Regions from separate parts of the Homo sapiens genome. Here region 2 is linked to region 1. Evidence: chromatin loops called from intact Hi-C (ENCODE). Cell type or tissue: mammary epithelial cell. All regions are shown on one strand.

The links. A loop is a pair of places that touch in the nucleus more often than their neighbours do. Peaks named below come from ENCODE experiments on the same cell type or tissue, not always from the same donor. Only the 100,000 strongest peaks of a DNase experiment are listed, where the experiment ranks them.
Region 2: it touches region 1 in a loop (6-fold over the local background); 3 of 110 quality-filtered maps call a loop at or near these places.

What each region holds. Positions count from the first base shown.
Region 1 is chr17:44,348,163-44,353,162 of GRCh38, reverse strand. GRN (granulin precursor) reads right to left here. Exons shown (of 13, transcript NM_002087.4): 2 at 3,861-4,005; 3 at 3,612-3,737; 4 at 3,412-3,496; 5 at 2,823-2,935; 6 at 2,586-2,721; 7 at 2,363-2,472; 8 at 2,000-2,126; 9 at 1,703-1,800; 10 at 1,368-1,613; 11 at 915-1,148; 12 at 592-822; 13 at 57-502. The coding sequence starts at 3,998. The coding sequence ends at 365. Among named protein-coding and RNA genes, the nearest start is that of GRN, 5.4 kb to the right of the region's middle. RefSeq lists a silencer at 2,088-2,382. In mammary epithelial cell, a CTCF peak has its summit at 2,218 (motif pointing right); DNase peaks (open chromatin) are centred at 4,202 and 4,842; H3K4me3 peaks cover 190 bases; H3K27ac peaks cover 828 bases.
Region 2 is chr17:44,000,387-44,005,386 of GRCh38, reverse strand. NAGS (N-acetylglutamate synthase) reads right to left here and starts at 765. Exons shown (of 7, transcript NM_153006.3): 1 at 298-765. The coding sequence starts at 723. It also overlaps a transcript of PYY not described here. In mammary epithelial cell, no CTCF peak of the experiment used is centred here; a DNase peak (open chromatin) is centred at 2,746; H3K27ac peaks cover 581 bases.

The sequences.
Region 1 (5,000 bases):
TGAACCCCTGTTCTGGGGCCCTGGGGAGGGCAGGCAGGGCGGCAAATCAGACACTGTTAAGAAAGTGTACAAACTTTATTGAAACGCACACGCGCACACACACAAACACCCCTGTGGATAGGGAAAAGCACCTGGCCACAGGGTCCACTGAAACGGGGAGGGGATGGCAGCTTGTAATGTGGCTTTTGCCACAACCCCCTTCTGACAGGGAAGGCCTTAGATTGAGGCCCCACCTCCCATGGTGATGGGGAGCTCAGAATGGGGTCCAGGGAGAATTTGGTTAGGGGGAGGTGCTAGGGAGGCCTGAGCAGAGGGCACCCTCCGAGTGGGGTCCCGAGGGCTGCAGAGTCTTCAGTACTGTCCCTCACAGCAGCTGTCTCAAGGCTGGGTCCCTCAAAGGGGCGTCCCAGCGCGGGGCCTCCCTGCGCAAACACTTGGTACCCCTGGCTGCGCAGCGGAAGCCAGCAGGACAGCAGTGGCGCCGATCAGCACAACAGACGCCCTGGATGGTCAGAGGGGGGCGAGAGGGTTGGACGAGGTGGGACCTGGTCCCTGGCCATACCCAGCCCCAGGATGGGGGTTGGCACTGACCTGGCGGTAGGGACAGCAGGCCCAGCCCTGTCGGTTGTCTCGGCAGCAGGTCTGGTTATCATGGCAGAAGTGTCCTTCCCCACACTCCACGTCCTTCACACCCACGTGAGGGCTACGGGCCAGGAAGGTGGCAGGCTGGGCAGAGACCACTTCCTTCTCGCAGGATCGAGCCTTCACGTTGCAGGTGTAGCCAGCCGGGCAGCAGTGCTGGCGATCCTCGCAGCACACAGCCTGGCGGGGAAGGGAGCACAGAATGGCATTATGTTCCTGTCCCCTCACTGGGCTTAGCTCCCCTATCCAGGGGCAGGCAGGGAGGCACTCACATGGGGCAACTGGCAGCAGGCCCAGCTCCCACCCAGGCTCGGGCAGCAGGTCTGCCCCACCGGGCAGCTGGTGTGCTGGTCACAGCCGATGTCTCTGGGGTGGGATAAGGAAGCCCGGCGGGCAGGCATCTTCTCCAGTCCAGCCACGATCTCGCTTCCTCGCTGACACTGCCCCTCAGCTACACACGTGTAGCCCTGGGGGCAGCAGTGCTGGTGGTCCGAGCAGCAGACAGCCTGGGGGGTGGGCAGGAAAGGGCGTTGTAGGTAGCCACTATGTGGGGCGCAGTGCCGAGCCCCTACCTACTCCAGCCCGCCTCTCCTGCTTACAGCACCTCCAGCTGGGGACGAATCTGTCAGAGCTGGGTATCACCTATGGGCTATGCGGAGGGCAGAAAGCAATAGGAGCTTGGCCACCCACCTGCCCAGGCCAAGATGCTGTCCCCTCCCATATACCTCTGGGATTGGACAGCAGCCCCACTCCCCAGACGTGAGTTGGCAGCAGGTATCGGAGGAGGGACAGCTGCTGACATTATCACAGGGGACATCTCTCTTCAAGGCTTGTGGGTCTGGCAGGCTGAGGTGAGCTGGGGCCTTCTCCATCCAGGGCACCTGGTGGGGCCCCTGTTCACAGGTACCCTTCTGCGTGTCACACGTAAACCCCGCGGGACAGCAGTGTATGTGGTCCTCACAGCACACAGCCTAGGGCAGATGAAGAAGGGCAGGTGGGCACTGGGGCCCGGCTGCCTGCCACACTGTGCTCAGCCCACCCACCCGCCACCCCTGGGTACCTGGGTAAAAGGGCAGCAGCCCCAGGCCCCCGACTGTAGACGGCAGCAGGTATAGCCATCTGGGCAGCTCACCTCCATGTCACATTTCACATCCCCCACTGTGAGGGAAGCAGAGAGGACAGGTCAGAAGTGGCACTGGGGACCCTCAGGGGTATCAACCCTTTGCCGGCTCCACAGCTGGAACCAGGTGTTGAAGATGGAGGGTACCGCTTACACCACCTTGCAGTGATCCTAAGGCCAGGCCTAAAAGGGAGGAAAGGGGGCCCCACCCCTGTATCTGCACCCTGCCTCTGGTACCTGTGTGCGCAGGCAGCTTAGTGAGGAGGTCCGTGGTAGCGTTCTCCTTGGAGAGGCACTTACTCTGGATCAGGTCACACACAGTGTCTTGGGGGCAGCAGTGCAGGTGATCGGAGCAGCAGGTGGCCTGAGTGGGGACAGGGGTGGGTCTTTGTCACTTCCAGGCTCAGTAGCACACAGGGAGCAGCCAGGCTGATGGCTGGCACTGCCCCAATCCCCCACTAGGGGGTAGCATGAACCCTGCATCAGCCAGGCTCCCAGCAAGCAGCCAGCCAGCCCCATGCCACAGAGCCCCTGTAAGGTGCGTGTCAGGGCCAGGTGGCTGGGGGCACACAGCCAAGCTGGCTCCAGCCCCTCACTCACGTTGGGCATTGGGCAGCAGCCATACTTCCCACTGGGCAGCTCACAGCAGGTAGAACCATCAGGGCACCGGGACCGTGCGTCCGGACACATGACCGAGCTGGACAAGGCCACTGGAAGAGGAGCAAACGTGAGGGGCAGCCAGGATGGAGGAAACTTTTTCCTACACTTGGAGTCAATGAGGCCCCGCCCCAGCCCCTGGCCTGATGCTCTCCCACCTCCTCACCTGCCCTGTTAGTCCTCTGGGCAGGGAGCTTCTTTGCCAGGGGGTGGGTGCCCGTGGGTGTGATGCAGCGGGTGTGAACCAGGTCGCAGAAGGCACCGTGCGGACAGCAGTGCACCCTGTCTTCACAGCAGGAAGCCTGAGAAAAAATGGTCCTGACTCCGTCTTCACCCCCTGCCCCTGGCCCCCAACTCTGCCCCCACTTCCCTCCACATACCCCCATCTCCCCCAGATTTGTACCTGGGGCATGGGGCAGCACCCCCAGGAGCCATCGACCATAACACAGCACGTGGAGAAGTCCGGGCATTCGAACTGACTATCAGGGCACTGGATGGCACCCACGGAGTTGTTACCTGTGGACAAGATGACCCAGGATACTACCAGCCCACTCAGGGAAGGTGACTCCCCCATCACACAAGGAGCTGGTGGCACCAGGGCCTGCAAGCCCAGCTACTGGGGTTTGAGGGTGACACTAAGGCTCAGTGATCTCCTAGGCAGGCCTAACTCACCCTCCTCACAATCCAGTCCCTCCCTCAGCAAGATGGCATGGGGAAGGGGCACCCACTGACCATGGGTTGGTATTAGACCGGCCCAGCTCGACCTCTCCCCACCCCCACAACGCCTGGACCTGGAGTCTTGCACTTTCTCCCGCACCCTCCTATCCCCAGTGCTGCCCCTCTGTCCACAGCAGGGCTGTTGCTTAGTACAGATGCCACATGAATGAGGGCACAAGGGCAGGAATCAGGGCTGCCCCCGCCAGCTGGGCTCCTGGGTTCCAGACTCCACATGCTGCCCGTCTGCCTGCCCTGCACCCACACCCCAGCTGCACCTGATCTTTGGAAGCAGGATCGCCCGTCTGCACTGCAGTGGAAGCCCCGTGGGCAGCAGTGATGGCCATCCCCGCATGCCACGGCCTGTGGAACACAGAGAAACCTGCATTGGCAGGGCCCTTTTATCTGCAGGTGGTAGAGTGCAGGAAAAGCATAAATGCAGACCTAAGCCCCTCCACTGGGCTGATGGCACGCTCACCTCTGGGAAGGGGCAGCAACTGGAAGTCCCTGAGACGGTAAAGATGCAGGAGTGGCCGGCAGAGCAGTGGGCATCAACCTGGCAGGGGCCACCCAGATGCCTGCTCAGTGTTGTGGGCCATTTGTCCTAGAAAGACAGGGAAAATGATAAACCACAGACTTGTGCCTGGCGTCCTCCTCTGGCCAATCCAAGATGACCCTTTGGGAAAACCCAGGCTGCCAGCTCTTGCCTAGGCTGAGGGGCACTCACCAGAAGGGGACGGCAGCAGCTGTAGCTGGCTCCTCCGGGGTCCAGGCAGCAGGCCACAGGGCAGAACTGACCATCTGGGCACCGCGTTCCAGCCACCAGCCCTGCTGTTAAGGCCACCCAGCTCACCAGGGTCCACATGGTCTGCCTGCAAAGTACCAAGGAACGTCTGGCAACTGCTTAAGCCCACGCCACCCTTGATTCTAGGGTCACTCAGTACCCTAGCCCCAGGCCAAGGTCCTGGCCCAGGACTGCCTGAGCCTTCTCAACACCTCCCTGTCCAGGCAGGCAGAAATCTGCAGGGGCTGAGAGTCAGCTTCCTACAGCGCCCCGTGTGTGACACTTGCCCCAGCATGTGCGGACCTGTAAGCATGAATGCTGACATGCGTATATGTGTGGGTCTGAGTCCCCAGCACATGGCCTAATGCCTGGGCCTCACTGGGCAGGCTTATGAGAGTCAGGAAGACGTGATTTTTGTGGGTCTGATCTGTGCAGATGTGGGCCACCTCTGGGGTGAGGGGAAGGCATCAGTAGCCATGGGAGAGGACAGGGCTAGGGTGCAGGGAGGGAGTCCCCCCAGGAAAAGCCAGGGTTCCCCTCCAGATGCCTCCTTGCCTGACACTATGTTCATACCTGCACCCCGCTAAGGCCTTGCGGGAAGCGGCCACATGATGACATGGGAAACCACAGGGGTGAGAAAGTTGTGAAAAAGGAAATATGGTGGCCAGTGGAGTCTGGGCTGCCTTCCCCAGAGGTCACCATCTGCCCATGAATGTCCCCTCCTCACCCAGAGAAAAGGACACAGAAGCTGGGTCAGCCCTTGAGACACCTGTGTTCTGAGGGTCCCCCACACCACCAGGGCCCTCTGAGATTCCTCAAGCATGCTAAACCCTGCCCTTGCCTCTCCATCTATTCTGGAAGTGAAACTCAGCCACATGTGGAGAGAGACCACGTGTGCCCACTGGGCTGCCCATCTGAGTCACCAGGAGGAACTGAGCCTTGAGTCTCTGTGGAGAGCAGCCTCTCACTTCCTAAACAACTCTTCTCCCAGGCTCAGCTAGCCCAGCTAGTTCAGTGGGGTGGCCAGAGAGGTAACTCATAATGAAGAAGCAAAAACAGTAATGTCTGTTGAGCCTCTTGGGA
Region 2 (5,000 bases), 350 kb after region 1:
GCAAGCGGCTCCTGTCCAGGTCCTTCTGAACCCCTAACTGCGCCCATGTTGGGGGCCTTCTTCAGAGCATCACACCTGGCGGGTGGGGTCCCCCAGGATCCTCACTCGGGCTGGGCGGGAGGCTTCCGGAGGAGCTTACGGCCTCTCCCATTCCCGGCGGCGCTGGTCTGGGCCCTGCCGGGCTCCTTCCCGCTTCCGCTGCGCAGAGCCCGCAGCGTATCCTGCCATGCCTGAGGACAGGTGGCCGCACAACCCCATCCCCTCGCTGCGTCACGGCCCACGCCGGGCTCCGCTCACCTCGATGACGGCGAAGGGCTTGTCCGCGGAGTGATGGCAGGTCTGGAACTGCGTGAGCCAGTGGCGCGCCTCCCCAGGGCTGGCCCCGCACTGGTTCAGGAAGGCCTGGATGTCCCGCTGCACCAGCGAGCGGCCCGAAGGAGGCTCTGGGGACTCGTGGGGCACCGGGGGCCTGGGACTCGGCACCCACGACGGCTCCTCGGCGACGGGCGACTGGGAGACGTCGTCCGCGCCCGCGTACTCCTCGGGCGGGGGCTGGGGCTGCGACCAGGCGGTGCTGAGCCGGCGCCCCGGGCTGGTGCCCCTCGCCGCCCGCCGCCGCGCGCCACAGCTCAGCCTTCGGGCGCCCCCAGTGCCTCCCCGGCCTCTCAGCCTCGGGGCTACAGCAGCTGCCCGCAGAACCACAGCCATCAGCGCCGTCGCCATGACGACAACCAACTCTTGCCCCCCAAGAGTGGCAGTCTGTCTGGAGCGTCTGGCACTGGGGGGCTCTTAACTTGCCGTTGGGCGGGGCTGGACCTGGTCGGGGCGGGGTCCGGACAGGGGACCAGGAGTCTCCTCTGGGTGCGTTTGAGGAGGGTCAGGCCATGAGTCAGGGGGCGGGGCCACTAGGCTCCCCCGCCCCTGGAGGAACTGAACCCACTATCGGTCATGGGGCCGAGACTAAATGTGGCGGGTTGTCTTTAATCTGCTGCCAAGGTAGGTTCCAGGGGCGGCTTTGGGAGTCTGCAGGGCCTTGGATGATTGGCATTCTGACCAGAGAAGAAGGGACTGTAGGTGGCTTTGAGCACAGGGCTGGGCAGGGGGCTGGAAGGAGGGCGCTGGAAAGAGTAGAAGAAGGGGGGCAGTGGGAGGGCGGGGGCGGGTGGTGCTGGCCTTGTCTGTCCTGTTGCCTGAGCTCAAAAAAGATCCTAATGAATGACCATGAGGTTACCAGGGTTTGCCAAACTCCAGTCACTGGGTACCAGCTTGAGGAATTCTGTGATATCCTCAAAACACCCCTCAAAACTTATAATACTTTAGTGTTAATGCTTTTCTTTATCGAATATCACATCTGGTAAAAATAAAATAAAATAGAGTTTTTTATTTTGGTTTTTGAGATAGGGTCTCACTCTGTTGTTGCCCAGGCTGCAGTACAGTGGTGCAATCATAGCTCACTGCAGCCTCCACCTCCCAGGTTCAAATGATCCTCCTGCCTCAGTCTCCCTAGTAGCTGGGACCACAAATGCACACCACCATGCCCAGCTGATTTAAAAAAAAATTATTTTTTTTGAAGACGGGTGTTCACCATGTTGCCCAGACTGTTCGTGAACTCCTGAGCTCAAGCAGTCCTCCCACTTCTGCCTCCCAAGGTGCTGGGATTACAGGTGTGAGCTACTTCACTCGACCTCTGTAACCCTTTTTTTTTTTTTTTTTTTTGTTTGTTTGTTTGTTTGAGATGGAGTCCCACCCTATTGCCCAGGCTGGAGTGCAGTGTTGCGATCTCGGCTCACTGTAATCCCCGCCTTCTGGGTTCAAGCGATTCTCCTGCCTCAGCCTCCTGAGTAGCAGGGATTACAGGCAGACACCATCACACCCGGCTAATCTTTGTATTTTTAGTAGAGACAGGGTTTCACCATGTTGGCCAGGATTGTCTCAAACTCCTGACCTCGTGATCCACCTGCCTCAGCCTCCCAAAGTGCTGGGATTACAGGCGTGAGCCACCACGCCCGGCCCTCTTTAACCTTTTTAAACTTAAAGTTTATCCATGTTAGGTCTGTAACTAGGCCAGTATCACTTGCCATAAGCCTTAAGAATCAAGTGAGGAGGCGGGTGGGTCATTTGAGGTCAGAAGTTCAAGACCAGCCTGGCCAACATGGTGAAACCCCATCTCTACTAAAAATACAAAAATTAGCCAGGCAGTAGTGGCATGTTTCTGTAATCCCAGCTACTCAGGAGGCCAGAGAATCACTTGAGCCTGGGAGGAGGAGATTGCGGTGAACTGAGACTGTGCCACTGCACTCCCGTCTGGGCGACAGAATGAGACCCTGTCTCAAAAAAATTAAAATTAAAATTAAAATCAAAATTAAAAAAGAATCAAGTGAGAGGAAAACAATGTTATTACATTCCATTATATTCCATCTGCATAGCTTGCCTGCTTTCTTGGTAACATGGAAGGTTAGCAGGTGCCATGTGTTAAAGATACCCTAGCACCAAGCAAAGCCTTCTGTGTGGTAGAGGAATAGCTAACACATGTCGAATGCTAGGCACTATGCAAAGGACTTCACAAATAGTCATTCATTTAATCCTCTCAGTGACTCCAGGATAGCTATTATCATTATTCCCATTTTACAGATGAGAAAATGGAGGTACAGAAATATGTGAGGATCAGGGTCACTCAGCTCACAAGCCGTGGAGCTGGTCTAGGAAGCAGTTCTGCTCCAGATCCATGCTGTTAAGCAAGTTTTGGAAAGGAGTTGAAAGGCTTGAAAACATTCACAGGATATGATTCAATGTTACTTCATACTGTGTCCATGTGCTGGGCACTGTCAGCTGCACACATCCTGCCCTTGGGTACACTCTGATCCAGTCAGACCCTCTGTTGTTGTAGAGGGGGAAAGAGGACCCTCTGTTGTTGTAGAGGGGAGGTGACCTGGCCAAGGTCACACAGCTCGTCAGTGGCATGGCCAGACCCTAAGCACCCTCAGTTCCTACCCCTGCTCCTCCCTGCTTTCTTGCACGTGGTTTTGTCTCCCCATGCTGGAGTCCTGACACCTGGGGCTCTGCCTTTTTGGGGAGCAGGGCTTGGGCTACTTCCCTCCTGAGGAGTCTCCAGGGGAGGCCGAGTGAGTGCGCTTACCCGTTTCTGGGATCTTCCCCGCAGTCCCCCACCCCTCGGACACACTGTCCCGGGGGGGAGACTCTGTAGTGGAAGGAGGGGCTGACATAGGACCTCCTCATTGAGTTTTTTTGTTTTCCCACTTAGAAATCTTGGGTTCCAAGGCAAAGCATGAAGCAATGGCGTGGAGGGGCTGCACCCCCTACCTGGTGGGGCCACCTCCAGGGCCTTCTTTCTCTTCCCTCTTTACTCTCAGGCCCGGCCACACACACACTTCTCAGAATCCACTGGAGGAGGAGGTCTTAGCCTCCAGGGGCATAATAGTTTTCCTCTCCAAACTCCTTCAACCCAAATGTGCTTCTCTTTCCCTAGGCTGCAAGGCCAGCTCTTCATCACAGCAGGCCACCCCTGCTGACCCCTCTCCACTCAGAATTCCTTCTTGTCTCTGTCCTCTTTGACTCAGACTGGGGCTCCCTGAGGGCAGGACTGGTATCTCCCTCAGATGGGGGCTTCCTAGGGATCCACCCAATTCAGTCCCTGCTGACTGAATCAGCTCCATTGCCCCTGAGCCTATGAGGTGGAAATGGGCTGGGAAGCGGCTTCTGACTCCTTTGGGCTTCATCCCAGAGGGCCGTGTCCCCAGGCAGCCAATGGGGCCCAGAGATACCAGAGTAGATGATTAACTCCAGGCCCATTGACCCTGGGGCCACTGTGTCCCCTCCACCTCTCCTCTGGTTGGGGACTGGCCCTGCTTTCTGGAGGAGAAGAGTGTGAGTGTCTGGGGTCAGCACTCCTACCCAGCCCCACCCCTCTGAGTTGAAGGCCTACAGGATCATTGTTGATGTATGGGTCCAGCTCACATTTTTCTTCCTTTAAAGGTGGGTGTTATTTTGTTAGAGCAGAGCCTGTTGTCATTGTGCCCAGGTTCAGGGGCCCAGCTTCTCACCAGGCTTGGGTCTTGGAGATCCTGGGAGCAGAGACATAACTTCCACCCAGAAGGGTCCTGGGCCCCGAGCACAGTAGCCAGGTTTAAGCCCAAGGCTTTCCCTCCCAATACAGCCCTTCTTGGCCGCATCTCAGCCCAGCAGGGCATGAATGTGACAGGAATTGGCCAGGGTGAGGGGCTGGGGTTGACATTTGACAGTACCACATCACAGCTCCTGAGGGGAGACACACACACAAACATGCACAGTACACAAATACAGAGCCCCATAGCATTGAGATGCAAACAGATAAACGATGTGTAGACACACGGGTGTACAAAGAGACACAGTAGACAAACTTGGAGACCCACACCAGCCACAGTCACACAGACACTCATCTGTACGTAGAGGAATGCCCCTGTACACCATACAGGTGTACAGAGGTACACAGATCCACTCATACACGTTTGGATACAGAATTGTGCACTCACATAGGCCAGGTGTGGTGGCTCATGCCTATAATCCCAGCACTTTGGGAGGCTGAGGCGGGCGGATCACTTGAGGTCAGGAGTTTGAGACCAGCCTGGCCAACGTAGCGAAGACCTGTCCCTGCTAAAAAAAAAAATACAAAAATTAGCCAGGTGTGGTGGCTGACACCTGTAATCCCAGCTACTCGGGAGGCTGAACCTGGGAGGTGGAGGTCGCGGTGAGCCAAGATCACACCACTGCACTCCAGCCTGTGTGACAGAGCAAGACTCAGTCTCAAAAAAAAAAAAAAAAAGTGCACACTTAGGCATTCTCAGGCATTCTCAGCGACTGTGTCATATAGGAACACATGGACATAGACGTGAAAAGACACCAAGAACACAAAAACACACCCAGCTGTGGCCATTGACAGCTACAGGACACTTTGACACACCCAGAGTAGCACAGACCTCTTGACAGTGCCATCTGCCCTTATC